Regions from separate parts of the Mus musculus genome. Here all the other regions are linked to region 4. A link is a loop called in an ENCODE intact Hi-C map of the cell type or tissue named here. Cell type or tissue: left cerebral cortex. All regions are shown on one strand. Region 1 has its middle 16 kb from the start of Col6a4. Region 2 has its middle 28 kb from the start of Col6a5. Region 3 holds the start of Gm40564 (a long non-coding RNA gene). Region 4 overlaps Col6a6 (collagen, type VI, alpha 6). Region 5 overlaps Col6a5 (collagen, type VI, alpha 5). Region 6 overlaps Col6a4 (collagen, type VI, alpha 4). Region 7 overlaps Col6a4 (collagen, type VI, alpha 4).

The links. Hi-C counts contacts between places; a loop is a spot of excess contacts. Peaks named below come from ENCODE experiments on the same cell type or tissue, not always from the same donor. Only the 100,000 strongest peaks of a DNase experiment are listed, where the experiment ranks them.
Region 1: it touches region 4 in a loop (8-fold over the local background); 13 of 42 quality-filtered maps call a loop at or near these places.
Region 2: a loop joins it to region 4, with 6 times the contacts of the local background. A loop is called at or near these places in 19 of 42 quality-filtered maps.
Region 3: it touches region 4 in a loop (6-fold over the local background); 2 of 42 quality-filtered maps call a loop at or near these places.
Region 5: it touches region 4 in a loop (6-fold over the local background); 33 of 42 quality-filtered maps call a loop at or near these places.
Region 6: it touches region 4 in a loop (3-fold over the local background); 4 of 42 quality-filtered maps call a loop at or near these places.
Region 7: a loop joins it to region 4, with 6 times the contacts of the local background. A loop is called at or near these places in 19 of 42 quality-filtered maps.

What each region holds. Positions count from the first base shown.
Region 1 is chr9:106,110,932-106,114,931 of GRCm38, forward strand. No RefSeq gene overlaps it. Among named protein-coding and RNA genes, the nearest start is that of Col6a4, 16 kb to the left of the region's middle. In left cerebral cortex, a CTCF peak has its summit at 2,052 (motif pointing left); a DNase peak (open chromatin) is centred at 2,048.
Region 2 is chr9:105,986,280-105,990,279 of GRCm38, forward strand. No RefSeq gene overlaps it. Among named protein-coding and RNA genes, the nearest start is that of Col6a5, 28 kb to the left of the region's middle. In left cerebral cortex, a CTCF peak has its summit at 1,914; DNase peaks (open chromatin) are centred at 1,938, 2,143 and 3,457; H3K27ac peaks cover 226 bases.
Region 3 is chr9:105,493,105-105,497,104 of GRCm38, forward strand. All of the region lies in intron 1 of Atp2c1 (ATPase, Ca++-sequestering), which reads right to left. Gm40564 (a long non-coding RNA gene) reads left to right here and starts at 2,888. Exons shown (of 2, transcript XR_871130.1): 1 at 2,888-2,971; 2 at 3,540-4,000. In left cerebral cortex, CTCF peaks have their summits at 1,571, 2,089 and 2,886 (motif pointing right); DNase peaks (open chromatin) are centred at 1,130, 2,070 and 2,873; H3K4me3 peaks cover 3,285 bases; H3K27ac peaks cover 1,975 bases.
Region 4 is chr9:105,691,954-105,695,953 of GRCm38, forward strand. Col6a6 (collagen, type VI, alpha 6) reads right to left here. Exons shown (of 37, transcript NM_001102607.1): 36 at 3,760-3,853. Among named protein-coding and RNA genes, the nearest start is that of Pik3r4, 51 kb to the left of the region's middle. In left cerebral cortex, a CTCF peak has its summit at 2,008 (motif pointing right); DNase peaks (open chromatin) are centred at 702, 1,299 and 2,031; H3K27ac peaks cover 2,325 bases.
Region 5 is chr9:105,855,845-105,859,844 of GRCm38, forward strand. It overlaps Col6a5 (collagen, type VI, alpha 5), which reads right to left. Exons shown (of 41, transcript NM_001167923.1): 41 at 226-1,493. The coding sequence ends at 1,474. Among named protein-coding and RNA genes, the nearest start is that of Col6a6, 30 kb to the left of the region's middle. In left cerebral cortex, a CTCF peak has its summit at 2,159; DNase peaks (open chromatin) are centred at 792, 1,235, 1,437 and 2,163.
Region 6 is chr9:106,051,251-106,055,250 of GRCm38, forward strand. Col6a4 (collagen, type VI, alpha 4) reads right to left here. Exons shown (of 38, transcript NM_026763.2): 14 at 383-454. Among named protein-coding and RNA genes, the nearest start is that of Col6a4, 43 kb to the right of the region's middle. In left cerebral cortex, no CTCF peak of the experiment used is centred here; a DNase peak (open chromatin) is centred at 2,366; H3K27ac peaks cover 321 bases.
Region 7 is chr9:106,036,673-106,040,672 of GRCm38, forward strand. It overlaps Col6a4 (collagen, type VI, alpha 4), which reads right to left. Exons shown (of 38, transcript NM_026763.2): 19 at 3,900-3,965. Among named protein-coding and RNA genes, the nearest start is that of Col6a4, 58 kb to the right of the region's middle. In left cerebral cortex, a CTCF peak has its summit at 2,425 (motif pointing left); DNase peaks (open chromatin) are centred at 1,944, 2,423, 2,788 and 3,391; H3K27ac peaks cover 1,411 bases.

The sequences.
Region 1 (4,000 bases), 420 kb after region 4:
TTATCTTGACTGGCTTACCATTCATTGTCTCAGACCTAAAACCACTCAGCATACAACTTAACATCCTTTGGTTTACAAAAGATAAAACTTCTTAGCATCATAAGTAAATTGGTATCCATGCTACCCTATTGGTTCTGGGGGACTACTGGAGGTACAGATTTCTCTTCTGTTTTGTCTTCTGTGTTTTTGTTTGCGTGCTTGCTTTTTAAGTTTTATTTTTATGGAGCTAAGAGAGCACTAACTGCTCTTCAAGAGGACCTGGGCTCAGTTCCCAGCACCCACAAGGTAGCTCACAACCACCTATAACTTCAGTCCCAGGGTGTCTGATGCCCTCTTCTGGGCTTTGCAAGCACCAGCCATATACACATACATGCACATACATACATGCAGGCAAGCACTTACACAAGTAGGTTTTAAATAAATAAATCTGTTTTTAAAAGCCAAATTGAAATTTACTTTCATTATTTTTTAATTATCTGTCAGAGTGTGTGCATATGAGCGCAAATCCCTTGAAGGCCAGAGCATGGGATCCCCTGGAGCCAGAGTACACATGGTTATGAGCTGGCCGAGGTGGGTGCTGGCCACAGAAACTCCATCTTTGGCCAGCCCCTGAACTATATTTTTAACTTTGTTCTTTAGCAAGAAGTTGAGTCCCTAACATCTACTTGTCTACATTCAGCCATCTTAATGACCAGCTTACTTAACAAATGTTCTGTGCAGTTGACTCTCTCTTAACCTCCTACATTGCACAGAACACTATTCCATAGACAAATAGGGTTGTGAATGTCTATAATCTCAGCACTCAAGAGTCAGAAGCAAGAAGATCATGAGTTCAATTCGGGTGTGGTGGCACACGCTTTTAATCTCAGCACTCGGGAGGCAGAGGCAGGTGGATTTCTGAGTTCAAGGCGAGCCTGGTCTACAAAGTGAGTTCCAGGACAGCCAGGGCTATACAGAGAAACCCTGTCTCAAGAAGAAGAAGAAGAAGGAAGAAGAAGAAGAAGAAGGAAGAAGAAGAAGAAGAAGAAGGAAGAAGAAGAGGAAGAAGAAGAGGAAGAAGAAGAGGAAGAAGAAGAGGAAGAAGAAGAGGAAGAAGAAGAGGAAGAAGAAGAGGAAGAAGAAGAGGAAGAAGAAGAGGACGAAGAAGAGGAAGAAGAAGAGGAAGAAGAAGAGGAAGAAGAAGAGGAAGAAGAAGAGGAAGAAGAAGAGGAAGAAGAAGAGGAAGAAGAAGAGGAAGAAGAAGAGGAAGAAGGAAGAAGAAGAGGAAGAAGAAGAGGAAGAAGAGGAAGAAGAAGAGGAAGAAGAAGAGGAAGAAGAAGAAGAAGAAGAAGAAGAAGAAGAAGAAGAAGAAGAAGAAGAAGAAGAAGAAGAAGAGGAAGAAGAGGAAGAAGAAGAGGAAGAAGAAGAGGAAGAAGAAGAAGAAGAAGAAGAAGAAGAAGAAGAAGAAGAAGAAGAAGAAGAAGAAGAAGAAGAAGAAGATGATAATGAGTTCAAAGCCACATGGGGATACATGGCAAGTTTCAGGACAGCCTGTACTATGTGAAGCCTGTCTCCAAAAAAAAAACAAAAAAAAACAAAACCTTACACTCCAGGATATTAATAAAACGTTAAAATTCAGGTAACCCTGCCAGTCAAAACTAATCATAAGATCCTTTCAAAAGGAAGTCTTCCTTGCTCTTTAAAAGCTGTTTGCTTCTTCCTTTTACTGGTAGATGAGATGGTACTGACCAGATGAACAGGTCAGCTGGCCATTGGACTCAGCAGCTGCACTATCTCTATGATCTAACCAGCACAGGCCACTGGCAGAGTTTTCTAAGCAGGCCTTTTCAGAGTCCAAAAGATAAAGGCTAAATTTCGAGCAAATTCCAGCTTCTCGCCAGGGCTTCTGAGCACAAAAGATATCTGCCTCTCGGTAAAGCTCATTCAAAAGCTGGAATGGAAGAGCTAGCCTCCCCAGGAGCAAGAGGAAAGCTCTCTTTATCTGATTTGAGCTTGGACCTGAATTCAGACAGCTGGATGCAGTTGCAAGGATGTGGACACACTGCCATCTGCTGGCCACATTGTGCAGAGCAGAAGACGTGTCCTCCCGCAATAGCTATGTCTCCCCCAACATCCCCTTTCCTCCTTTTCCAAATTGGAAGAATACGGGTGTCTCACTTAGAGCAGAGCCTTATACGCAAGAAGCTGGGGATGGGTGTTCTATCTGGGAGATGATTCTGGGACTATGAGGAGGACAAGATGGGTTTCAGCTGCCATGCATTCCACCCCACAGTACAGCAAGCCCAGAGCAACAGACGGGATGCCTCAGAGAACGAACAGCAAGGAGAGGCTGAGACATGTATCTGTGCATCTTGCTCCCTCTGAAAGCCCAGGGGAAGTGGTGTTATGCACCAGTTATGTCTGCTTCTATTCTCTATGAGCTGCCTACAGCCCTGTCTGGTGCCAATTTTCCAGACTCCTTCCCATTTTACCGAAGTTTGGAATATGTGAGTGTGTCATCTACCAATCTTGCACCACCAGGCAGAAGGGGGACTAAGCTTTGACTTTCAGCTAGTCACCCAGTCTCTCTATGGTTCCCCAATTTTTAAATGAAATGGCCCTAGGACCTAACTCAGCACAGTGCACAAGGATTAACCAAGCATATGCTTTTAAAGTGTTTAAAAGTTCATCCTAGCTTGAAAAGCACTGCATAAACATCAGCATTCATTCAACAAATATTCCCTGAGCATCTACGTCCCAAGGATGCAACAACAATGAAATGTGCGCCCCACCCCCACCCCCATGCTCTCTGCCAGAGTCTCACTAGCCTACGTGACTCAGAGTCACCTGGAGAACTGTCAGGGGTGTTTGTTTCATCTTTGATTCTTGGTTTTAATCCAGAGCCTCACACGTGCTAGGCAGGTGTTCTATCACTGAGCCCTGTGACCTTCTTAGAGCACAGATGAGAGGGCCCCACTTCCAGGATCTCTGAGACCTTGGAGTCTGCACTGCCATCCTGGCTCCAGGTGCCACTAAGGCTGCTGGCCCAGGAGGTCACATTTTAGGAATCGTTAGCCAAACGGCACATGACAGCACAAGCCTGTAGTCTCATACTCCAGAGGCAGAGACAAAATTACCTAAGGTCAGGGCTAGCTTTGCCCATAAACTAGTAAGTTACAGGACAGCAAAGGTTACATAGTGCAGACCTGTGTCCAAAACCAACAACAAAACTATATGTATGCACAATGGAATATCTTCCAGCCTTAAAAGGGAGGACATTGAGGCCTGAGAGGTGGCTCAGCAGTTAGGAGCTTTTGCTAAAATTCCTTCCCTGAGAGAGACAAATGTCTACCCCTCCTCCTAAGGCCAAATCCCACCAAAGCTCACCCAGAAGTACCAATGACTTTATCAATCATACTTACATAGCGGAAGGTGTGGGATAATGGCCGTGCATGTGGATAACCTTAAAACGGCGCACCAGAAGGTCTGCATCCAGCAGGGATGCCAGTGTCCCCTCACTGTTCTCCACTCTAGCCCTTCCCCCAAGACCAAATGCAATTAAGGGGAAATTGCATACACCTGCGTGGGATATTCAGCTGAGGGTCCCTTGACTCTCCCAACAACCCCCTTCTAAGCGGGATGGTAAATAATCAACAGGTCCGGCTGTGACAATCGCAACAGGCCCAGCACAATTCCTGAAAATGATGACAGTTCAGATCAAAGGATAGTCCTGCCCAACCAGAGTGATTGCTGTTCTTGCAAAGGCCCCGGGTTCAACTCCCAGCACCTACTGAAGCCTCACAACCCTGGGTAACTACAGTTCCAGGAGACTCCTTATCTCTGCAGCTTCCACACATGTGGTACACATGTACACACTCAGTCACACACACTTGTGTGTGTTAAATAAATGAGTACATTTTACAAATTGTTTTTAAGAAGAAAACAGCTGGTAAGCTGACTTGGTTGGCAAAGGTGATTGCCACCAAGCCATGATGAGTTCAATCCGTAGGACTCAAGTTGT
Region 2 (4,000 bases), 290 kb after region 4:
TTTGTTTGTTTGTTTGTTTGTTTGTTTTTTGAGACAGGGTTTCTCTGTATAGCCTTGGCTGTCCTGGAACTCACTCTGTAGACCAGGCTGGCCTCGAACTCAGAAATCCACCTGCCTCTGTCTCTCAAGTGCTAGGATTAAAGGCATGTGCCACCACTGCCCGGCTAACTCATTTTGTTTTATGGGACAAGATATTACTATGTTGCCAGTCACAGACCTTGAACTTACTGATCTTTCTGCTTCAGCCTAACCTGTGATATGCATGTGTACACGCATGCATACATGACTGTGTATGTGCAGGTGTGTATGTATAGTCCTCAAGATCAAAGTTAAAAGCTCTCTTTCCCTGAACTACATTCCTATCCTTTCCTGCTTGCACCATTTTGCTTTTTTTTGGGGGGGTGGGGGGGTGGGGGTTGTTTGTGACAGGGTCTCATGTAGTAGCCTAAGCTGGCCTCACTCACTGTATTTCAGAAGATGACCTGGGATTATAGTTGTACACCACCACACCTAGATCTCATATAGATTTCTGCACTTCCAAGCACAGCTGGGAACCGAATTCTGAGCCCAGCAACCCTAAACCTTCTAGTTTCATAGACTCAATGAAATGCATTGAGTGTCTAAAAACACTGAGCAATCGATTCACCTAATGACTAAGATGCTTAAGCTTTGCAGAGTGAACCAAACAGATGCCAAGATAGCTCAGAAGGCATTTCATCCTGGTTTTGGACCAACCGACTCATTACATAGGGCTGGATGTCACTTGACCTTTCTACAACTTAAGTTCATCGTAAGAATTAATATCCCCAAAGCAGCATAAGGTGATAATTAACTAGACAACAAATCTAAAAGAGAATTTCAAAATGCATGAAGCTTTTCCTCAGGGGCGAGGGGCTATACAGAACCTTGGTGTTTGAAATAAATGCAAAATAAAAATAATAAATGTAGAGGGGCTGGAGAAATGGCTGGGCAGTTTAGAGCACTCGCTGCTCTTACAGAGGACCTGAGTTATATTCCAAGCACCCATGCTGTGATTCACAACCGCCAGTAACTCTAGATCCAGGGGACCTGACACCCTCTTCTGACGTCAGCAGGCACAAGACATGTGTGTGTTGCATGCACATACACACAGACAAAACACTCGTGCATATAGATAAATCTAAAAACAAACAAAGAATGCAGAATCTATAAAATGTTCTTTCTAGGGCAAGAGACATAGAAAGGAAGCCAGTGCTAGGGTTTTCTGCCCTGAGCCCCCAGCAGCTCAGGTGGCAGGTCCTTCTTGAAGGTGTATCTAGAAGGTACACTATGCCCTCAGCAGGGCATGCCTAGACCATAGGCATGGTTTCCCAGATGCCCACATCCAGTGGCTGTGGAGGCGGGGAATACTGACTCAGCCATCAGAGTCCATCCTGGGCAACACCAAGAAGCCCTTTTTGCCCCAGATCTCTTTGTGGGTAGAGAGAGCCACTATTGTGGTGGAGATTGGCCTTCATGGCAGTTCAACCTCTGTCCATATTGTTCCAGTTTCCCTCCAGGCCGGAACTACATGGGCAAGGTATAAAAGCCACGCCCATCATCCTCCATGCTTCATGACACTAAGAATCCTCTCATGGGTGATAGTAGGAACAAGCGGAATAGGGCAACAAGAACCCTAGCCTGTCCATGCAAGGGATTCAAAGCCGATTTTATCTTGTGTTTTGGTCAAACCAGTTTCCCTCCTAAGATGGTTTCCTTCACCTGGAAATAAAGACATTCACTAGCATCTGCGAGGTGGTGGTGGGAGTGAGGAACCAGACAAGATAATGCAGAAGAAGGCCCGTGTGTTCAAACCGGGTATACTGAGCAGGATAACTGTCCTCTGCAGGTTTGGAGGCAGCAGAAGAGCTAAGTGGAAGTGCTGTACTGCCACCTAGGAAACACAAGGAGAATAGCAACTAGATCTCAATGGTCCCAAGGAAGGGAACCAACACTGCTTGAGAGTACGGGCCTTCATGTCTTCAGTTTCTGGACTCAAGAAGGGCAGAGGAGGAGTCAGAAGTATAAATGTACCATGACCCAAATACCACCCTCTGGACAGAGAGACATACCCCTCTCTGCTCGGGCAGCTGGGACTGTGTCTAAAAGCGAGGCATCGACACCTGCACAGTCAGCAGCTCTGCTAATGAGCTAGAACAGCTGCTGCTTCATTTCCTTCGTTAAAAGCACGGGATCCCAAAGCAGAAACACACAGTATGCTACGGCAGAAAGCAGAAAGATAGGCCTCCGGGCGTTGGGTAAACCTAGGTCATGCACAAATGGCTGGGGGAAAAGATTATAGGTCTACCATCAGGTCTTTTGTGCTGGGCAGATTTGTTGCAGGGAACATAGTCTTCCCTTTGTGATAAGACAAAAGTAATCTCGCTGTAAAAATCGAGTATAATTTTGCTTCTTTGACCACTCTGTGCAGAGCTGGATCCCCAGGCTGGGGAGATGGTTTAGGAGTTAAGAGCACTGGCTGCTCTTCCAGAAGACTTCAATTCCCAGCACCCACAGGACACTTCCCAACCATCTGTAACTTCAGTCACAGGGAACCTGATGCCCTCTTCTGGCCACTGCAGGCTCCAGCCACTTAGTGGTGCACAGACATACGAGCAGGCAAAACACCCACCCACACATAGAAAATATAAGGGTTAACATAAGCAAAAATTAAGGGTTTTTAAACTGATTCCCACTTCCTCCTAAATGTCACCAGACTCTGGGGGAACAAAAATGAATCTAAAAACCCTAGTTTCTGGGACTGGAGAGATGACCTGGGCAATTGAAAGCACTTGTTGCTCTTGTCGAAGACCCAGGTTTGAAGCCTTGAACCCAGATGTCAGCTCACAACAGTCTGCAACTCCAGCTCCAGAGGATCTAACACACCCTCTTCTAACCTCCATGAGTAGCAGGCATGCCCACGGACACAAACATATATGCAGGCAGCACACATAAAATAGATCATATCTTTAAAGCAATTAAAATTTAAAACAAAGGTTTCTGTGTTGGGAACTTGCCAGAGGGCAAAGTCCACTGTGTCCTGGGGGGGGGGTCGCAGGGGTGGATGAGAGTCATGAGACCATCAGCTCTCTGTGGTCTGGTAGGCTTGTTCTCCAAATTCATGTGACAATGTTAATATCAGATCTGACTGCATTTGCATCTAGAGCCTTTTAATTAGATATGCAGAGGGGTGGGGCCCTAATATAGATGATGGATGCTTAGAAGATGCCAGAGGGTCTCTTTGCCGCCCCATTCCGTCCCTCCCTCCCTGAGCATGTGGAAGGAAAGGCCATTCGAGGACACAAGAAAGTGCCCATCTGCCAGCTAGAAGAAACCCCTCACCAAGAAAAGCGAGCAGGCTGGCGCACTGAGTTGGATTTCTAGGCAGAGCTTTGAGACGTAGACTTCTGTTCTGTAGGGTACCCAATCTGTGATGTTTCCTTAGGGAAACCCAAGATGAATAATACATGTCACAAAGAACCCAAGCCAGACTCCATCAGTTTCCCAGAGTTCCCTCCTTCTCAGTGCTTGGTAGAAGCTAGGGATGTGTTCAGAGGCCAGGGAAAAAGCTCTGTGTGTCTGTCTGTCTGTCTGTCTGTCCACCTATGTCTCTGTGTCTGTTGTATATCTGTATGTGTCTGACCATCTGTTGGGCTGTATGTGTGTCTGACTGTGTGTCTGTCTATCTATATAGATTATTCCAGCTTCTCCTCAGGTGTGTGGGTGTGTCTGTGGTGCATGTGTGTATCTCTGTCTATCAGCCTGTGTCTCTGTGTATGTGTCTGTGTATGTTAAATCACAACACATTTAATTTCTTTTAAAAAAAACTCAAATATTTGAGAATAAACATTGGAATCCTAAAGAATATGCAAGATCAAGCCAAACAGCATCCCAGCACGGAGAGGGAAGATAGGCACCCAATTACATCCCAGCTGGGGAGTTCTGCGAGCAGCAGAGTCGGTTTTCATTACAGTGCAGTCCC
Region 3 (4,000 bases), 200 kb before region 4:
AAAACAAATCTGACTTTCTTAAATCTATAAAAGACAAGAGGAAAAGGGCATGGAGAAACAACTTTCCACACATCAGAAAAAACACAACCACTTTCCTCAACATCCAATTAGCATATAACTCCTCTGCAGCTACACACCTGAACATGTCAGAAAATGCAGTCCACCAATTATCCCTCTAGAATGAACCTGGGCAAGTTAACCCTGCCTCTCATCGTATCCCCTACATATGCCATGGTTCTCCAATAGCACAACAGATTACGACATCCACAAGAAACACCTATTTTAAAATTTAAAGTCCTACTTAGCCAATCAAGCTTCCATTCTCAACAGAGGAAAAAGCATGCAGCTTAACTGCAGCTCCTGTGTATGCGATAAAGATTTTAAAAGCAAACAGTTCAAGGGGGGGGGGAGGCAGGGGAGAAATGATTTGTCAAGTACCTTTTCTAGCATCTTGCAGTCCAGTCAAAAAAGGAGGGGGGGAAAAAAGAAAGAATATTACACATAAGCCAGAAGTCAGCATAAACAATAAACATGGTTAGTTCAAGAGGGAAGAAATATCATTTATTCAGTTATTCAATACTTTTTAAAATCCAAGTGCTATAAATGAGAAGCAGTATTTGAATGAGGCCAAAGTGGTCCAGTAACGTGACAGACAAATGCATCCAAACACAATGTGTAATGGGGACAAACAGGTTCCACTGTCAACCTCCCAAAGATGTTTTGAAATAGGGCGGGACTTTAAGACAGGAAACTCTCAGAAAATTTCATTAAACTCCAGTGTTAGGGTTTTTTGTTTTTGGCTTTTTTTGTGTTTTGTTTTTTTTTTTTCCTTAATCTGAGTTCAAAAATGCTTTTTGCCAAAGCTAGAATTTATTTTAAAAATCTTTTTAATTCCGTCACACACTCTAACAAAGCTTGCTATGCAAATATACAGAGATTCGACCCACTGCTTTCTCTTCCCCTTTCCACTTCACATCCACAGATTCCTTTCAAAGAGCTATAAGGATGTGCACAGATGCTATCTCAAATGAAAACTTCCGTTCCATTCCCTATGCTCAAGAAAATAACAATTTCCCAGGAAAGCAGACTCAAGCTGTCACCCGCAGAACCCGGCAATGCCCACATTACCAAAATAAAAGCTACATGCCCTTAGGGAACCAAATCCTCAGACATTTCACATGCAAAGGGCAGAAAAAAAAAACAATTACATAAAATGAGGAAAATAAAAAGGTGGGAAAAGACAGACAACTTAAAAAGCAAACCACACCCTCAACTCTTGTATTACAAACCCATCTGCCAGGGGCCTTTACCTTCATTTTCCATCGAAACTGCACTCTGGTTGATGGCTACAAAGTCTTTAGTGTCAGCCACGGCCACACTGGGAATAGAGAGGAGAGGAGGACAAGGAAGAGAAGACCCCGGAATCCCAGGCTGTCACCCCCGCTCCCGGCCACGCGTCCCACGGCTGCTCCCACCACCCCTAGCAGCAGCATCTGCAAGAGAAACCAGGAGAAGCGGAGCTGAGGAGAGGGGAGAGGAGCAGGGCGACCCTCGCCCAGCCGCCACCACCCTAGCCCACCCCCTGCGCCGCCCGCAGCGCCTGCGACACACACGCCAGCCGGGCGGCGCCCGAGAGGCGCCCTACGGGCAAGAGACGTTCCCCCCCTCCCTGGACGCCCCCTTCCCTCTGGACCTGGAAGTTTCTGGAAATAGGGGCAGGAGTAGACACCCGAGTCCTCCCCGACACCCCAGACGTCCTCCCCTTCCCTCCAGGCTGCGAGGACTCACTCGCGGGGCTGCGGGGGCGCCCCACGCGCCTCGGGCGACCCGGAGCTGCTGGCAGCACAGCGGCGCCACACGTCCCGAGGAGAAGGAGCAGGACGGCGGCAGGGAGGGGAGAGGAGGAGCGGCGAAGGGCCCGTCAAGCTCGGCCCGCCGGCTCCGCGCGTCTCCGCGCACGGCCGAGCAGCTCTGCTCCCGCCTCCGCCTCCTGCGCTCCGCTCCGCCCCTCCCCGCCGCCCGGCGCTCCCTGCACTGCCCAGCCCGCCGCCCACCGAGCTTTGTCGCTACCACTTCCGCCCGGAGAGGCGCGCGCGCAGGCGCACTCCAGCTCTCGGCGCGGGTGAGCGGAAGTGCAGTGAGGCCGAGCCTGCGAGCCCTAATGGACGTGGTCCTGGGGATGCAGAGGGTTTGTAGGAGAGCGCGCGGGGCCCACGGCTCCTCCAGGGCTCTCGGGATAGCGACTGCCCGCTTTCTACACACCCGGCGGCGCAAGGGGCGGAAGGACACCCATCCCCGTATCCAGCCACACATTCTGTCGAGGCGGCCGCGGGTACGAGGCAGAGACAGGCACAGCCATTGCCGGGTCACAGAGTCGCCTGGGCGCTCTCTGCACAGCTCTGGAAGTCTCTCCGGTCTCACGGCCGTCACAATCTCCCCGGACGACACAGAGAGAAGCTGATGTTCCTGTCAGCGGCCTCCCACGCGTCGTACCCTCACTTGTAAACACGAGCTCTGGCTGCTTCTCTGGTCTTGGGAGGACTGGTCATCATGGGACCAGTTTCCAAAATTCTTTCCTGCTCAGGGGTGTGCTCCGAAGCCCCATGTGTCATGAAAGGGCAAGGTTCAGAGTGACAGCTCGAGGAAGGAACCCTGACCTTTTTTCATTGCGTGAATGCAACCAGAATAGCTGGGATAGAATCTAGAAATCAAGTCGCCCTGCCATCGAAGCCGAAAAACCCATATTACCTTGGCCGCTGCTATCATTTTCCAAGTCAGCCTTTCACTTAGCACCTCACACAAACCCCTAGACTTCTAATGAATAGTTGCTACTCTTTAAAGCACAGGAAGCCATTGAACCACTCTCCCACCTATATCCACTAGAGGGCAGAACTACACCTATGGCCAGTTACGGAGCATCCTCTGAAGACCCCCTCCCTCCCCTTCTGCTCCAAAGAAAAAGCCTCTACAGGTATTTTTTCCTCCGTGACCAAATAACCGTAACAAAATTGCTCTTTTATATTGGGTCCTATAACATGCTTTCAAACACACGTTCTACATAATGGACCGAGTTGCCTGCCTTCCTGTGTTGGGTGCCTGTTAAGCTTGTTTAGGATCAAAATTTCTGGACAGCTTCTGGGTTGACATACACACGTCTTCTATTTTGAAAAATGAGCTTTTGCCAGGCATAGTAGTTCATGCCACTCATGGGAAACAGAAGCAGAGGATGGCCGCAATTTCCAGGCCAGGCTAGTGTAGAAATCTATAATTCATCTCCACTTTGGTATGTATAATGATGTTTTATATGCCCCGTGGCATAAGCTTGTGGCTTCTATAATAAAATTGCTGTCTCGTGCTCAGTTTTAAAATTAGTTTGTAGTAGTTATTACTTAACAGAATATTAATGTTACAACAAGCACAATTTAAAACACAAAGTTTACAAGGTAGATCACATTATATAAGCACTTAGAATTCATATGTAGACTTCTGGAAAACGTAATTTTATTGTTGTGCTGGGGTTTCTTTTATCACCTTAACAGGGCTAGTGTCATCTGGTAAAATGGAAGGCTCAACTGAGAAAATGTCTCCATCACATAGACCTACCTACAGTCAAGTCTGTGGAGAATTTTCTCAAGTGATTGATGCGGGAGTGCCGGGATCACTGTGGACAGGGCTATCCATGGACAGGTGGTCCTGGGTTAGGTAAGATGGCAAACTGAGGGACCCGTGAGAAGCAAGCCAGGAAGCAGTGCTCCTCCATGGGCTCCGCTTCAGTTTCTGCCTCCAGGTTCCCACTTTGGATTGCTTCAGCGATGGAAAGTATAAGCCTTTCCTTCCCTAGCTGCTTCTGATGTCTTGGGACAGCAAAAGAAAAGAAAACTAGGACATCTGTATTGTTAGTTATTGGACCAATTAGCTGAAACGATGCGCGTGTTGCTTAAGATGGTTTTTCTATTCTGTACCAGATCTGATCACGGCCCCACACTAGCCGAGATCAGCA
Region 4 (4,000 bases):
TAGCTGGCTGGTAACAAGTGGCCAGTGAGCTCCTGGTGTCCTTGCACCTGCCTCTTACTGTGGGGTCTTGGGATCCAAATTCAGGCCCTCAGTGCTTACATGGCCAGTGCTTTATTTAAGTGCTGGGCCCATGCCTTAGCTTTCATGGTTATTCTTTCTACTGTTACAGATGGGCGTTTGTATTTGATAAAGCAGTTAATAAGCATCTTAGTAAGGATCATTGACTACCTAGGTTTTGTTCTGATTTGTCTTCTACTGTGTCTTGTTTGGGAGAATACTTTGCTGGTCGGTAACTCCAACAACAGGCATCAACAACAGGAATTCGGATTAAATAATTCAGATTTTCCAACTGGAGCCTAGCTCTAGTGAACCTTATAGAAAGCAAGATGTGGCATGTTCTAGATAAAGCAGGAGTGGACAGGTACTGACTGTAGCTTTCCATTCCTTGTGGTCACAGATTCCTCCATCTGTGTAGATAATCGGGAGGCAGCCATGCTCTGCTTACTGAGTAGAGGCAGTGGGATGAGTGGCACAGATGAGCTTGCTTCTATTCCTAAGTGTGTGTGTGTGTGTGTGTGTGTGTGTGTGCGCGCGCGCGCGCGTGCGTGCATACCCATATACATATCGTGCATCCAGAAAATGTACTTTAGAAAGCAAATGTGTTGTTCATGTGGCAGGGATGCTTGCCCATTTTTACCGCCCACCAATTTAGGCTCTGCCTGTCTCTGCTTTGGAGTCTGGCACAGCACGTAGGCAGCTTTGTGTCTTCAGTAAAAGTAGAGCTGAGTGCTTACACAAAGCCTTGCTATGGGCTCGCCCTCTGGCCATCTGTCTTGATTGCCTGTGGCAAGAGTCCACACCCTTTCTGTTACAGACCAGCTCCGGCATGTTTCCTCAAATCCACAGGTAATCCGGAGGCACGGCATTCTCGGGGTGGCATCTCATCTGTCTGGCCAGCCCCTGCGCCTAGCAGGCAGACTCCTCAATCCCATGTTCCTCTCTGCCTCGCTCTACTTGAAAGGCCCAGGAGGGAGCTTCAGAAGCAGCCCCGACTCCTCTCATCATCATCTTGAGTTACTTAGGGGCGGCCTGGGAGTCCCGGGCGATTACACCACCAGGGAGTTCATGGACAGTGGTATACATTCCACATCTCAATTCCTTGGTGCCCCAGCCACTTGGCCACTTCAGATTCACAGGAGAAGCTGAGCCTCCTCTGTATCAAGGGCACCGTAGAGAAGGAGAGATTCCCTGTTTAAACGCCCTGAGGATTCTGTCTTCCCACTTGATCCTGTCTTCAAACAAAGCAGTTTCTAAAATTGCCTCTCGAGTGTGTCGGTTAGTGCCGACACCTGCCTTTGCAGTCGGAGCTGGCTGCAAATTTGTCAAGCCCGGTAGGATGAACACTTAAGCCTCTGCCTCAGAAGGCAGAGAAGAAAAGCATTTTCTTCTATGGCTGTTCCTCCCTCCCTCGCCATGACAGTTTTTCATTTTTCTTTGATGTTGGGCTCTGGCATGGAGACACACAGTATCTTCTGGTGACCCCATCCTATGGCTTGGCCTGCCAGCTTCTAGACAGATTCCCAGATGCTGGGCCCCTTTTGTCAGTTAGCTAGCTGCTGGGCACAGTGCCTCAGAATATCACCACCTTCCTGCTAGGATGGCTGGGTGGAGACAAGCAAAGACAAAGGCAAGGATGCCACTATTTCCCAATACAGCATGCCAGGCCACAAGCCCCCGTGAAGGGAATGGGAAAGGGAGGGAGGCCAGGGGAGCCGGAAGATGCTCAGTCACTGGAATGTAGAAACTGGGGATTTCAAGTGAACAGAGGCTCTGAGCCCCCAGTGAGGAATTTCTTTTTCCATCACTTAGAAAACCCAAAATTCAAAACTAACAGCAGTTACAGTGAGCTAAGCCTAGGTGCACAGCCCTCCAGAGTTCCTTGAAGCTGCCACACCTGCCTCAGCCCAAGTGTCAGTCCAGTCAACTCTAAACAGTGCCAGGCACCCGCAGCAGGGGGCGCCCTACTCCTCTTGGACTAGCTTCATGGCCGCTTTTCACTGGACTTCAGGAAACATTTGCTGCTGGACAGTTCCCCGGCTCGCTTCATGGCTGGAGGGAAGCCAGAGCCTCCAGGCAGGAGCTTCTCAGGGGTCCTTAGCATCCAGGCTGGGAATGCCTGCCCAGTCCAGATGATCACACAGAGGGCACACACTCCAAGGGAGACACACCAAGCCTCCCTAATGCTAATGGGGGTCTGTCTAAGCATGAGCCAGGTGATGGTGCTTGGTCATGGCCTACAGCTGGGTGTTAGTTCAGTCGCTTACCAAAGAAGTGCTCCTAGCTACCTGATGGCTCCGTGGGCCAAGAGCTTGCCACACAACTTAAGGACTGGAATGGGATCCCCAGAACCCATTAAACCGGGTTCTGCAGCCCTGTAAGTCCAGCATGGCACGAGGTAAGATGCTATCCCTGAAGCGAGCCTGCCAACCAGACTTGCTAGACCATCATGCTGCCTCAGGGGGGGGGGGGGGACTGTGCCCCGTACAGGAGGAGAAAGACGACACCTGACTCAGGCTTCTTCATGTGCATCCAAGTGTACACGTTCATGCACATCACACACAGAACGGGGAAGTCATTGATACCGTGGTCGCAACCATCTTACATGCTATCCTTAAAATTCTTTAGCAAACGTCTCTTAAAGAACATTCTCTTCTACACACCAGGAAGCCCATCCAATCAAGTATTGACCATACTCAAATCTCCCCAGATGTTTCCAAGTCATGGTTATATTAGCCTTGTCTTTCTGTTCTAGGATCCAATTAAGGTTCAGAGAATTCGGATTAGCTTCCCTGTCTTCAGTTCTCTCACCCCAAACAAAGCTCATCTTTATCCCTTCATCCATGATGCAAGACCTACAGTCTAACAGTTCCACACCCTGGGGTTGCCGAGCGATGATGGCCTCATTAACCTCTAGTCAAGCATTTCTGGCAAGAACTTCACACAGGTGATGACTGTGTGTCCCACTCTGTCACCTCAGACGATACAGACTGCACATAACACCCACACCTCGGAAGCCATGCAGCACCAGCTGTACACACCCAATAACTTGAGGTTGGCTCCTGGATCCCACAGTGCACGCTAGAGACCCGACTCCCCAAAGCTGGACTCTGACCTCACAGGAGCTTATGCTGCTGTGCGTACCATACATACAGCGATACATTAGATAAATCACTCCGTGCTTCTTTCTGGACTTGCTGTCCGAGACTAGGCTCGGGGACTCAGGACATCTCACCCTCTAGACATGACACTGGTAGGGGGCCTTGTTTTGTTTTAACCGTGGTTTTGCTTCCCTGGAGGATCTCCATTGTCTTGGGCTGGGCTTGGTCTTTCCTCACCCGATCCCGAGTGTGTCTTGGGCACCAAGAAACCCCAGTTCCTTTGAGTACACGATGCTGTTTAAAAAGCAAGATCTGCCCACTGGGCATACTTGCTGCTACTGGAGTGTCCCATTGGGTGCTTTGTTTCAACAATTGGACTTTTCATTTAAAAGAGGAAAAAAACCTCTATTTGGTTATTGCCAGATCTACTTGGTCATTTAAAAACCATCTCTAGTTCCCTCAATTCATATTTTAATATGCTGTAACAGATTTCTGACTGCTAAAGTGGGTGAGGGGAGAGAGAGAAAGAGGAAGAATTGAGGAATCAGGAGGGTTTCACATCTACCTAAAACGTCACACCCAGCACATGGAATGAACATACCTTCGAAACTGGCGTGGGGGCGGCTTCAGATCCCTAGAGCCGAGTCTGTTGCACTTGGCTTTGAGGTTGACCGGTGGATACTTGTTTATCCCATCTAGAAAGAGAAAAGGCTCCGATAAAGCTCTCCGTTGGTCTGTCTGTTCTGTACAGTACCACAGCAGTTGCCAATGTCCATCCAAAGATGGTCACAGGGCATGAGAAATGTCCCAGAGAAGTCCCCAAACCAAGTTTGGGAAAGAAG
Region 5 (4,000 bases), 160 kb after region 4:
GTGGCCTTCATGCTTCCATTAAGACACACTGACAAAAGTTCTTAGAGAAAAACAAAACTATTAAATAGGCTTTGTTTTAGAAATTTCCAAAGCAATAACTGGCTACTTAAAATTAACCGACTGTGTTATTTTTCAATTATATAAAAGACAACGGTCACAGTAAGGAAAACTATGTGGAACACATATGAAATTGTCCGTGTGTTATCCCACCAGCATAGTCATTTTCACATGCTCATTGGTTTGGCAACTACTTGTTGCCTTAACCAAATCAAGTGATTTTATTAGAATATAATAATTGTACAAAATAATGGGTTTCATTATGCCATTTCCAGACAGCATGTAAAACACTCTGATAACATTCACCTCCTCTGAGTCTCCTTTTATTCCCCTCTCCCCTCCAAATCTGCTTTACTTTCTCATCCTCTTAATCCCCCAGTCCTGGAATTCCACGTATGGGAGAAGACATATGAAGCCGGCTTATGTCAATCAACACGAACGCCTACGGTTCTGTCCATCTTCCCACAAGTCACATGACTTTACTCTTCTTTATGCCTAAACAGTACTCCACTGCCTGCATACTCCATGTTAAACTGACCGAGTGTATAACAAATTCACTACTGCTTTGTCTTGTCCTGTATGTGTGTTTCCTAAGTAGGTTTAATGTGCTTTCCTGGGCTGAGTGAGACTACAGTTAATAAGAATGCACAGAATAAGTTTCTGGGTCAGACTTGGGGTTGTTGTTATTGTCTTGTTCTTTTTCTGTTTTAGAGTCTGTTTTGATACACTGTTTGAGAATAGCTCTGTTTCCAGGTTCACATGTTGGCATGATTTCTTTGGCAGCAAAACTCAAGTCCACACAATGCAAAGCACACTAAAATAGAAAACAAGTGTTCCCAGCACGAGCGGGTAGCTCACAAGGCAGCTTCTCCTCCCCTTTCTTTGTTATGAATTTGTTACTCTATAAATGTCCTGGTAAAGAAAACCCACTGACTATAGGTAACGGGTGCTAAATGTAATCTCAGGGTCCTATGGGAACCAGCGACACAGAGTTTAGGGTTGTATAAATGGGAAGAAAAAAAAAAGACAATTGGGACATTCCAATTACAAACTGTTTTTACTCAAGGGTCTAATTTGAGATGTAGATGTGATGGCGATCATGACAAACATCTTCTTTTGGCAGGCACTCACCAAAGTGATCAAAGCGAGTGAACCAAGCTGTCACGGGGAAGGCTGTTGCCTCTTCTTGCTCAGTGGTCCCATTCCTCCTGAGAGATGAAACCCGGTCCTAGTTTTGAAGGTCTGTTCCTTGATGTCTCTATCCTGAAGAGTCTCTCCCTCAGGTTTGGGACTGAGAAGCAAATTTAGTTCTAGTTCCTGCCCCGACCCTTCTAATAAATGATTGGCATTTTCTGGCTGGAACTACTGCCGCAGGGGAGTCCCATCTGCCAGCGAGCACTCTTCTCTCCTGAAAGCTCATCTTGCATCTTCGCCATCTGTAAAGCATGAAAGACACCCTGCTCTTAGCGTCATGATATTGGATAACAGTATTTCCTCCTGAGCCTACTCCTGTAGGTGCCAGGTATGAAACAAACACAAGAAACAACGATAATCCTTGCTATCTTCAACAGTCAAACTAAAAGTCCAACCTAGAGTCATCTAGGTCCATGGAGAAAAAAACGTGACCACTGGTAAAACTGTATAATGCAAAGGACTGCAGACACAAGTCTCTCTGATCTACCCATGATTTGAAATTCCCTGCTTAGTGGCTTTAGCAGATAGAATTATTATATAATCATTTGAAGGGGGGTAATGACTGTTTGCAACGTCTGGCTCTGCTCAGAATTCCTGTGGCCTCTTCATGGAATTCATTTACAGGACAACACTCCTCCCCTATCCCCATCCACCTGCTCCTGACCTCCGCCATGTAAGTTTTTGGTTGCTAATACCAGCACCTACTATCTATCCCTCAGAGGGTGCTGTTGCGCAATTGAGTGGCTCAATGAGCCCTTGCGATGAATGGCCTTGCCCTATAGCAGCTCTGGGTCCATCCATCAGCGATCTGGGAGGGAGGAAGACCCAACCTCCAGCCTCTGTTCAGGATAGTTCTGCCTCCTAACTTAGAAAAGCCTAACTCCGGGCCAGACCCAGGCTTTGGCTGCCCTCTATGGGACATTACTGGGATAGCACTTCATTTGGTGTCTTCTTCCCTAGGATGCTTCCTCCATCGAGTGATGGACTCTCCTGTGACTACTCCACGAATGGATCTCATGAACATAGGTTGTCAACTCAGGGAGCACCTCAGGGGAAGTTAGCTAAGTACCTGTCTCCATGGGAGAGGTCATGTCCTTTTGCCCTGCATCTTGGAAAGTTTCTAAAATTCTAATCCTAAATTTTTTTAACAATTTAAAAGGCACTAAAAGTATGTAACTGCAACATCCTGTAAAAGCTGACATTTAAAAATAAAGCTTCCGTGGGGGCCAGAGAGATGACTCAGAAGGGAAAAGCCAAGCCCTCTTGACTTGAGGTCAATCCCTGGAATCCATGTGTGAAAGCCCCGTGTGGAAGCATGCGTTTAGAATCCCAGCATTCCTACGGTGAAGTGGGAAGCAGAGACAGGAGAATATCCCAGAAGCTTGCAGGCAAAGCCAACCTGGAGTATGTACCACTACTCCTCCTCTTCCTCCTCCTCCTCCTCCTCTTTCTCTTCTTCCTCCTCTTCCTGCTCTTCCTCTTCATCCTCCTCTTCATCCTCTTTCTCATCTTCTTCCTCCTCTCCCTCATCCTCCTCTTCCTCCTCCTCCTCTTCCTCCTCCTCCTTCCCCTCCTCCTTCCCCCTCCTCCTCCAAACAAGGCAAAGAGAGAGAAAAACCTGGGTCCTCTGACCTCTACCTCCCCACCCCACATAATACACTCATATGCATACACCTCATACACACTCAGACATACAACAATAACAAAGTTTAACATGTTTTTCAATGACACTTCCATATTTCTTTTATCAGACAGGGTATCATGTAGCCCAGACTGGCCATGAACTCCTGATCATCCTGCCTTGACCTCCAGAGGGCTTAAACTACAAACAGACTCTACCATTGATGGCCATGTTTCTCTTTTAGCTTATCCAACAAAATCTAAATTCCATAGTGGTTGATATCAGCTGTCCATTGTATAAAATATGTTTACGTCAGATAACTTATAGTGTTCATTTCTCTCCTTAAACTTCTACCTCCATCCCTCTTCTAGTATAGGATTTCATTCCAACTGTAAACGATTCAAATGCTTTAAACTTTAAATTATTTGCCCAATCATACCTTCCTGTTGGAGATCTCTCTCTCTCTCTCTCTCTCTCTCTCTCTCTCTCTCTGTGTGTGTGTGTGTTTTAATTTCCTATGTCATAAGTCTAGGTATCAAATTTTTATCAAGATGGGATATTACTAGAATTTACCACAAATGCCTATATGTGTAAACTTTGCTCATTTTAGCAGGGAAAAGTAAACATTGTATTGGAAATGTATTAATTATATGGATAATTTGTGTAGTATTTCTAACTCTGGTCTGACCATTTCCACCCAGTCTCCAAAGCATCTTAGGAAGATTTTATATCTGGGCCACAGCACCTTAATCAGATGCAGGATGGCTAAGAGACCTGCCACACTCATGGGGGGCCTGGGGAAGGAGCAGGGCATTTGTAAGAGATGGAAGAAGGCCTCCGAGATTCCTCACACATAAAACATGTTCTTTAGGACTAGCTCCTTAGACGACCACATTCTGGCAAGTCTCTATGTGTCCACTAGAGACGATGTATGTACCCCAGAAGGGAAAATACCCACTTTAACCAAGCTCCTCATTAGCAGTGGTGGAAGACCACAGCAGCTGGGAGAGCTTTAGGGATTGTACGCTAGGTTAACAATCAGGGACTCCTCCTGCCCAGTCTGGTGAGCTGTCCACACAAGCATCCATCAGCTCTGTCACTCATCACAGCTGCAGAAAGCTAGCACTC
Region 6 (4,000 bases), 360 kb after region 4:
ATTAATTCCTCTTAGGACCGGCCCATCTCTTTCCTGGGGTGATTTAGAGTAGAACCCCCAGCTCCCTCATGTTCGAGTGCCTAAGGCTCAGGTTCATGTTCAACACTGACCACCAGAGCTCCTCCTCCACACGAACTTGCTCCACCCACAGGCAGAATCTGATAGTTGTCTTTTTAGGTCCCTTTCCCCTGTCTTACACCATTACTTCACTCTCGGGGTCTTCGGGTATCACCTCCCCGCAAACTATAGGTCTTACTTCCTGGCCACCTTCAGTCTTAGCAGCTAAAGTTCCATAGCTGTGGTGAGAAATTATGATGTTTCTCCAACACAAGGGATGAGAACAGGAAAGGCAAAGAATCTCAAAGTTCAAGGTCACACTTACCTTAGGTCCTCTCACACCTGGACATCCTTCCTCACCTCGAAGTCCAGGAAGACCTCGGGGGCCTCTTTGTCCCTGTGAAGAAAGACACGGGAAGATACTCTGTCTCCATGCCCACGGTGGTGGTTGGAATATGTTTGGCTCTTCGGAAGGGGCACTATTAGGAGGTGTGGCCTTGTTGCAAAGGGTGTGGGCCTTGAGGGCTCCTAGTGCTCAGGTTCTACCCAGTGCAGAAGAGAGCGACTTCTTGGCTGCCTTCCAATCAAGACTGTAGAACTCTCAGCTCCTTCTCCAGCACCATGTCTGCCTGCTGATTCTATGCCTCCTACCATGATGATAACAGACTGAACTTCTGAACTGTAAACCAGCCCCAATTAAATGTTTTATGTGTAAGGATTGCCTGGGTCACGGTGTCTCTTCACAGCAATGAAAGCCTAACCAAGACACCCACAAAGCAATTCAAACCAGCAGTGATGCCCATCAAAGGGACTGGAACATAGATGGTCCCTACAGTTTTACACCTTCAAACACCTGGCCAGATGTTGACCTACAAGGTCCTCAGATTACAAATTCATCAACTGGCCAAGCTGGAGTCCCAAATAAGAAGCAAAAGGATATGCTTAACCCTGCAAAACTTCAGACTTCAAACTTCAGATTTGTCTTAATATTCCCTTCAGACAGCTCAAACTGTGATCTCACAGAGAATTAATTGTTGTTAACACTTTGTTACCAGTGACATCCTTCCTGTCCCTAAGGTCCCTGTTTGTCACCTCACCTTGGCAACTGATTACTTTGATACTACCTTGTTGTCCCCTTATCTTTATAGGGTTTGGGGAAATCTACTTTGCATGTACCTGACTTATGTTGGTTGATTGGTTGGTTGGTTGGTTGGTTGGTTGGTTGGTTGGTTGGTTGGTTGGTTGGTTGGTTGGTTGGTTTGATATTTGTGAGTGAGTGGCAGGGTCTTGCTATGTAGCCCAGGCTAGCACTAAACTGCTCCCACCATACTGAGGTTATAAATACATACCACCAGGACAGGTAAATGTTTTCTAATTTTTTGAAGTTTATTATTATTGGCGTATGTGAAGAGTGTGTGTGCGTGTATGTGTGTACATATGCATGTCTGTGCACAGGTGTAAGGGACTACAGTAAATATGTGTAAGTCACAGTACACCTTGCAGGGGTTGGTTCTCTTTCCACTGTTGATTCTGGGGATCAAACTCAGGTTGTGGGGCTTACACAGCGAGCGCATTCACCCACCAAGGCATCTCACTAGCCAAATTCCTTTTTTAATATAATAGAATTGCCTGCTAGGTTTTGAGTTTTGTGTCAATCCAGTATCTCAGCAGAGATGCCAGTCACATGAGAGAAGGTGCCACTCCTGAGGTGGGTCCTCCAATCTCAATCTCTAGGGTCCCAGAAGGCCTCAGCAGCCCAGCTGAGACCCCAAACATGGAGGAACACCTGGCCTTTGAGCCCTTTTAGGTTCTCTCACCCACAAGGTCAATGAACATAACAAAATAGTTTTTTCTTTAATCTTGTGCATGGTGTCTCTGTGTTTGTGTGTTTTGTGTATGGGAAGCACATCGGTCCCCTGGTATGGAAGGAAGAAGACAACTTTGCCTTCCTGTCTTCTGCCTTGTTTAACATGGAGTTTCTTGATCTTCACTGCATATGAGCCCTGGGACCATGGGTGTGCACACTACAATATCTAGCTTTGTAGGAGTTCTGGGACCCAGACTCAGGTCACCATGCATAGAAAGCACTTTACCCACTGGGTCATGCCCTCAGCCTCAGAACATTCCTTGGAGGGCACGTTTGAGAGAGGTATGATATCTAGAAGAATAAACTATCTATTCCTAGGCATGTTCAACTTGAACATACAAATTTATGTTCACACCTCTGACAGCATTCTACCCACAAAGATATCTCTGGCACTGAGAAGGGAAACTGGACCATTTTTAGAAAAACAATCTTCAGAGCTGTTCAGAGGACAACCCACAGTGAAGTCATCTTCTCTTGTAAGAAATTACATGAAACACAAAAGAGGGTTGGAGAGATGACTCAGTGGGCAAAAGTACCGGATGAGCAAGCCTGGTCTGAGTGCCCAGCACCCGGGTAAAAAGCCCGATGCTGTGATAGAAATCGGTGATCCAGTATTCATGTGGCAAGACAAGAGGCAGAGACAGAATTGTCAAGAGTTGTCCAAACTAGTGGGCCTAAGTCTGCAATACATAAACAAAAGAAATCCTGCCTCAACAGTATGGAAGAAGAACCCAGTCCTGAAAGTCACCTCCAAGCAACACACACACACACACACACACACACACACACACACACTTTAAAGGAAATAATACTGGCTAGCACTGTTCTGTCAAATACAATAGTCCACAGCCAAGCTCTCAAAAGGTGTCTACTCCAAAGAGAAAGGTGCTATACATGAAAACAGCAGATGTGGAAGACAATGTATTTCAAAGTAAAATACCTTGTTGATTTATATGTTATATATTATGAACTGTGTTGAAGTCATGTAGGTATATTAAGTGAAAGAAATATATTATTAAAACAGGCTCCATCCATTTCATCTCCTTTAAAGAGGTAACACATTCACAAAGGAACTCACACAATATGTACTCACTGATAAGTGGATATTAGCCCCAAACCTAGGATACCCAAGATATAAGATACAATTTGCTAAACACATGAAACTCAAGAAGAATGAAGACTGAAGTGTGGACACTATGCCCCTCCTTAGAATTGGGAACAACACACCTATGGAAGGAGTTACAGAGACAAAGTTTGGAGCTGAGGTGAAAGGATGGACCATGTAGAGACTGCCATATCCAGGGATCCACCCCATAATCAGCATCCAAACGCTGACACCATTGCATACACTAGCAAGATTTTATTGAAAGGACCCAGATGTAGCTGTCTCTTGTGAGACTATGCCGGGGCCTAGCAAACACAGAAGTGGATGCTCACAGTCAGCTAATGGATGGATCACAGGGCTCCCAATGGAGGAGCTAGAGAAAGTAGCCAAGGAGCTAAAGGGATCTGCAACCCTATAGGTGGAACAACATTATGAACTAACCAGTACCCCGGAGCTCTTGACTCTAGCTGCATATGTATCAAAAGATGGCCTAGTCAGCCATCACTGGAAAGAGAGGCCCATTGGACACGCAAACTGTATATGCCCCAGTACAGGGGAACACCAGGGCCAAAAAGGGGGAGTGGGTGGGTAGGGGAGTGGGGGTGGGTGGATATGGGGGACTTTTGGGATAGCATTGGAAATGTAAATGAGCTAAATACCTAATAAAAAATGGAAAAAAATAAAAATAAAAAAATAAAGTGCTACAATAATAAAACTTAAAATTATAAATTCCCCTTATATTTCTAACTCTGTCATAGAAGTCTATAAAGATATCTTGGCTATTATGATGTTAGAAAAATTGAGAACAAAACTATCCCTTAGCCAGTGGAGGCCTGAGCTCTCCTAGTGGTCTGAAATCCAAGAGCCCTAAATGAGGGACTTTACACATATCTAATGTGGGCCCAGCTCACTTACCCATCCCATGCATATAAAAAATAACATTTAAAGGACATTTTAAACATCATCAAAAA
Region 7 (4,000 bases), 340 kb after region 4:
GGGGTGGGGTGTTCAGCAAAAGAGTAGGTCAGGAATCTCAATGTCATATAAAAAAACAAGCAATCTCAATGTCATATATAAAAAAAAAACAAGCAATGGGGTGACTGCTGTAACTAAAGAAAACTAAAAAGGCAAGATGCTCTGATGACAGCAACAACAGAGACAGGCCTAAAGAACAATTCAGGAGTGGCAGAGTGACCATTCTAATACTGCACTTCAGGTCAGTCTTGAGCCACTGAACACATCTTATTGGCAAGCCGGTATGCAGAATTCAGGGTCAGCGCTATAACAGCACCGATGGCCTTCTCGCCAGCAGTCAGCACAGGGCCTGCTGGCACCGTGAAAGCTGACCACCAATGTGCTTCCCCTAGAACGAGCACGTTGACATTTAATCCCCAACGTGCAGGGATCAGGCACACAGCCTGTGGGACATGATCAGGGCCATAAGGATGGAATCGGTGCATGTGCCCCAGCCCTCTCTCCCCCTGTGAGGTGACAGCCAGGAAGACAAAGCAGGAAGCCAAGACTGGGCCCTCGTCACACACCAAGTCTTCCGGTGCCTTGGTCTCTGACTTCCAAGACTCCAGAGCTGTGAAAAATAAATGTTGTATAATACAACCTGTCAGCTGTGTTCTGTTACAGTAGTCCAAAGACAGGTTCCCTAAGACATGGGGAAGTAGGAACCTGAACACGGGCTGGATGTTAGGAAATAATATTATTTATATGTGGCACAAGCAACAGAAATGGAATCATCGGGTTATGTGTCTGTGTGTATATATATATATACACATATGTATATATATAGTACAGACACATACATGTATATGTATGTAACAAATAAAGACACTTAAGAGTGGGAGGGCTTTGAGGGGGTAGGGATGGGGGAAGTGATATAATTCTATTTCAACTTTTAAAACTTTAAAAAAGAAAGCAATATTGTATAAACACTATGTTTCTTCAGCGTGACGTCTCCACCATGTCCATATAGAGTGATTTCCTTTTTTTCTATGCCTGTTGGATATGCATGGTTATGTGTTTTAATGCCCTTGATTAATCTTCAAGTGGCTCAGGAAAACACATGCTCAAACACACAGACACATGCCCATACACACGCCCATACACACGCCCATACACACGCCCATACACATGTGCACACTCACTCACACAGATGGACCGAAAGCAGATATGGTGATGGTTACAATTCATTCCTATAACTATATTTTTTTCCCTGTAGATCTAGAATTTTGCAAAATAAGAAGCACTGTGAATCTTTCATGAGCCATGTCAGTAACTCAGAAGGCAAGGGAAAGCAATGCATATGTTCTGTGTTATAGAAAGGGAGTTTTTTTCCATACAAATTCAGTCTCAGGTGGAATACACTCATGCAAACCTGAGCTTTCCACTTACCACTGCGACAGGGATGTTTTCCATATAAAGAAACAGTGTTCCGACTGATGGCCTAGCTCACGGGTGGAGTACTTGCCTGACATCAAAAGCTCCCAGTTTTAATTCCCAGCAGAAAGAAAAGGGTGGGGATGGGAAAAGGAGGGGGGTGGAAAATATGTAGAAAACCAAGCATGGTGGCTCATGCCTGTAATTCCAGAACTTAGAAGACCGGTGCAGGAAGATAGGCAATGAGTTGAGGCTAGCCTGGGCTACATAGTAAGACTATCAAACCACCAACAGAAATAGTTCTCCTTGTTATGTTTCACTGCCCAACACGACTACACCATGTGAAAGCAAGCGTGTATAAGAGTCATCTTTGATTATTAAATGCTGACTATTTCATCTCTGACCTTTTCTGAGACAGGGTCTCATGTATACAGCCTGAGTGACCTAGAACTCACTATGGGGCCAAGGGTGAGTTTCAGCTTCCAGTCCTCCAGCCTTTTACCTCCCAAGTGCTGGCCTTACAGATGTGTACCACCATGCCCAGCTTATACATGGTGGGGTTTGTACATTGCTAGACAAGTACTCTACCAACTGAGCCGCAGTCCCAGTCTAATTTTTAGTTATTTTTAAAATCACTACAATAATAATAATTGGAGCTAAGTCTTTCTATTGTCCCCTGATCAGCTTTAAGGAAGATATCAACTCACAGGCATTGGAATTTCTCTCTGTCTCTCTTATCTCTCTCTCTCTCTCTCTCTCTCTCTCTCACTCTCTCTCTCTCTCTCTCTCTCTCTCTCTCTGTGTGTGTGTGTGTGTGTGTGTGTGTGTGTGTGTGTGTGTGTGTCTGAGATTGCTTTTCCACTCCTGACCTGCACAATTGGTTCTCCACTCCTTCCCACACTAGGTATGTAATACAATTTCTCTGCTTTGTTGGAAACACTATTTCGGAGGAATTTTCCAGACTTAACTGTGACACTGATCCCAGGGCCTCTCGGAAATAATAGCAAGGAAATACTGCCCCCTAGCGGTCTATCTTCTAATCGCTGGCAGAATCTAATCAAGCATGGCTTATGTAAAGGAGTAATTTACTATCATCTAAGTCTATTCAAAGGATATTCACTAACACCCTTCTTTGAGCCCAGCATAAGAAAAGAAACCACAAGAGACACAAAATTCAATCATACAGGGCACAATCTGAAACAGTTACAATTTCTGTTCCACACACAAGAATGGAGTCAAGGCTAACAGGCTAAAGTCAAGGATGGAGGCCTTTGGAAGCTGTGGCCCTGAGGCTCTCACTACAGTTGTGGTGCTGTGATGGCCACCACACTGAACAGTGTGTTCAGAAGCCTGGATTCCTTTCTAGCAGCAAGCCATGAGCATTCTATGGCTCTGCTGTCTTCATGACATTTCTTACCATGACAACCAATGACTCACAGAAACCAGATGGTTCATCTACCCATCTTCCAAATGAGGATCCTGAGGCCTAGGAGCTGCTAAGGGTGGATTCCGCTATGTGTGCTTAGCTCAGTCCCAGGGAGCAGCCATTCACATGGCTCTCTGACCTTAACCTACTGAGGGGAAACAACCCAATGCTATTTGTATAATACAACCATAACTAATGACTGGGTGAAACCGCTTTCCCACACAGTGACATAGAAATGACCTTGTCCCAAGCTGAATTCCACTCAGGACCTGGATATACATAACATGGATTCTAGCTAGCCACAATCTAAGCCCTGTGGTTTTATCAAAGGATCCAAAATAGGAATTCAAAGTCAAGGTTCCCCTCCAGTTGCAGATATTTGCTATCCAGATCGCATGCCCAGAAATTGGGAACCATGAGATATGAGGACTGGGACACTCATTATCTTAGGCATGTTTCAGAATCGTGCATTTTAATGTCTGAGACATGAAAATCTAAAACTGGCTTCGGAGACATTAGCATCCGTCAAGCTGACAAGTCTCTTTGCTCTCTCTAATGTCTTCCACTGTGGTGGCTCCAGTCTTCAGAACTAGACAGACATCTCATCTTTACAACTGTCTACCACCCAATTTGCACCAGTCAGCTCCGGCTATGATGGAAAGCGAGCCAGCTGCATAATGACTTTGAGATCAGCACAGCATGCCAGGAAACTCACAGCAGAGAAGAGTCGAGACCTCCCTGAGTTGAGGCTTTCATTTTAGGCAAGAACCTAAAGACTGAATAGGCTTAAGGTCACTTTAAAACCATTACTAGCATGCAGTAACAAGGGGGTGGGAACTTGTGTAGGAAAAAGAAATGGTAAAGACAAGAACTCAAGGATTAGGCAGTAAGGGGAGGTTGGCATTCAGGGCTCCTGAGTCCATGGAAGATGGGAACCCTGTGGCTTTGCCCCACCTCCTATGGGGATTCGGCCAATGGGGATTCAGCCAGTGGGGATTCAGCCAATGGGGATTCAGCAAAGTATCCATGTGTTCTGAAAGAGCCTGTCTGGCATCCCTACATGAACCTCCAACCATCTTACCTGATGTCCACGCCTTCCCTTTTCTCCCTTGGGGCCTTGGATGAGATTATCAATTCCAGGATCCCCCTGAGAAAACAAAAGGTGGCCTTCCTCAAATGGAC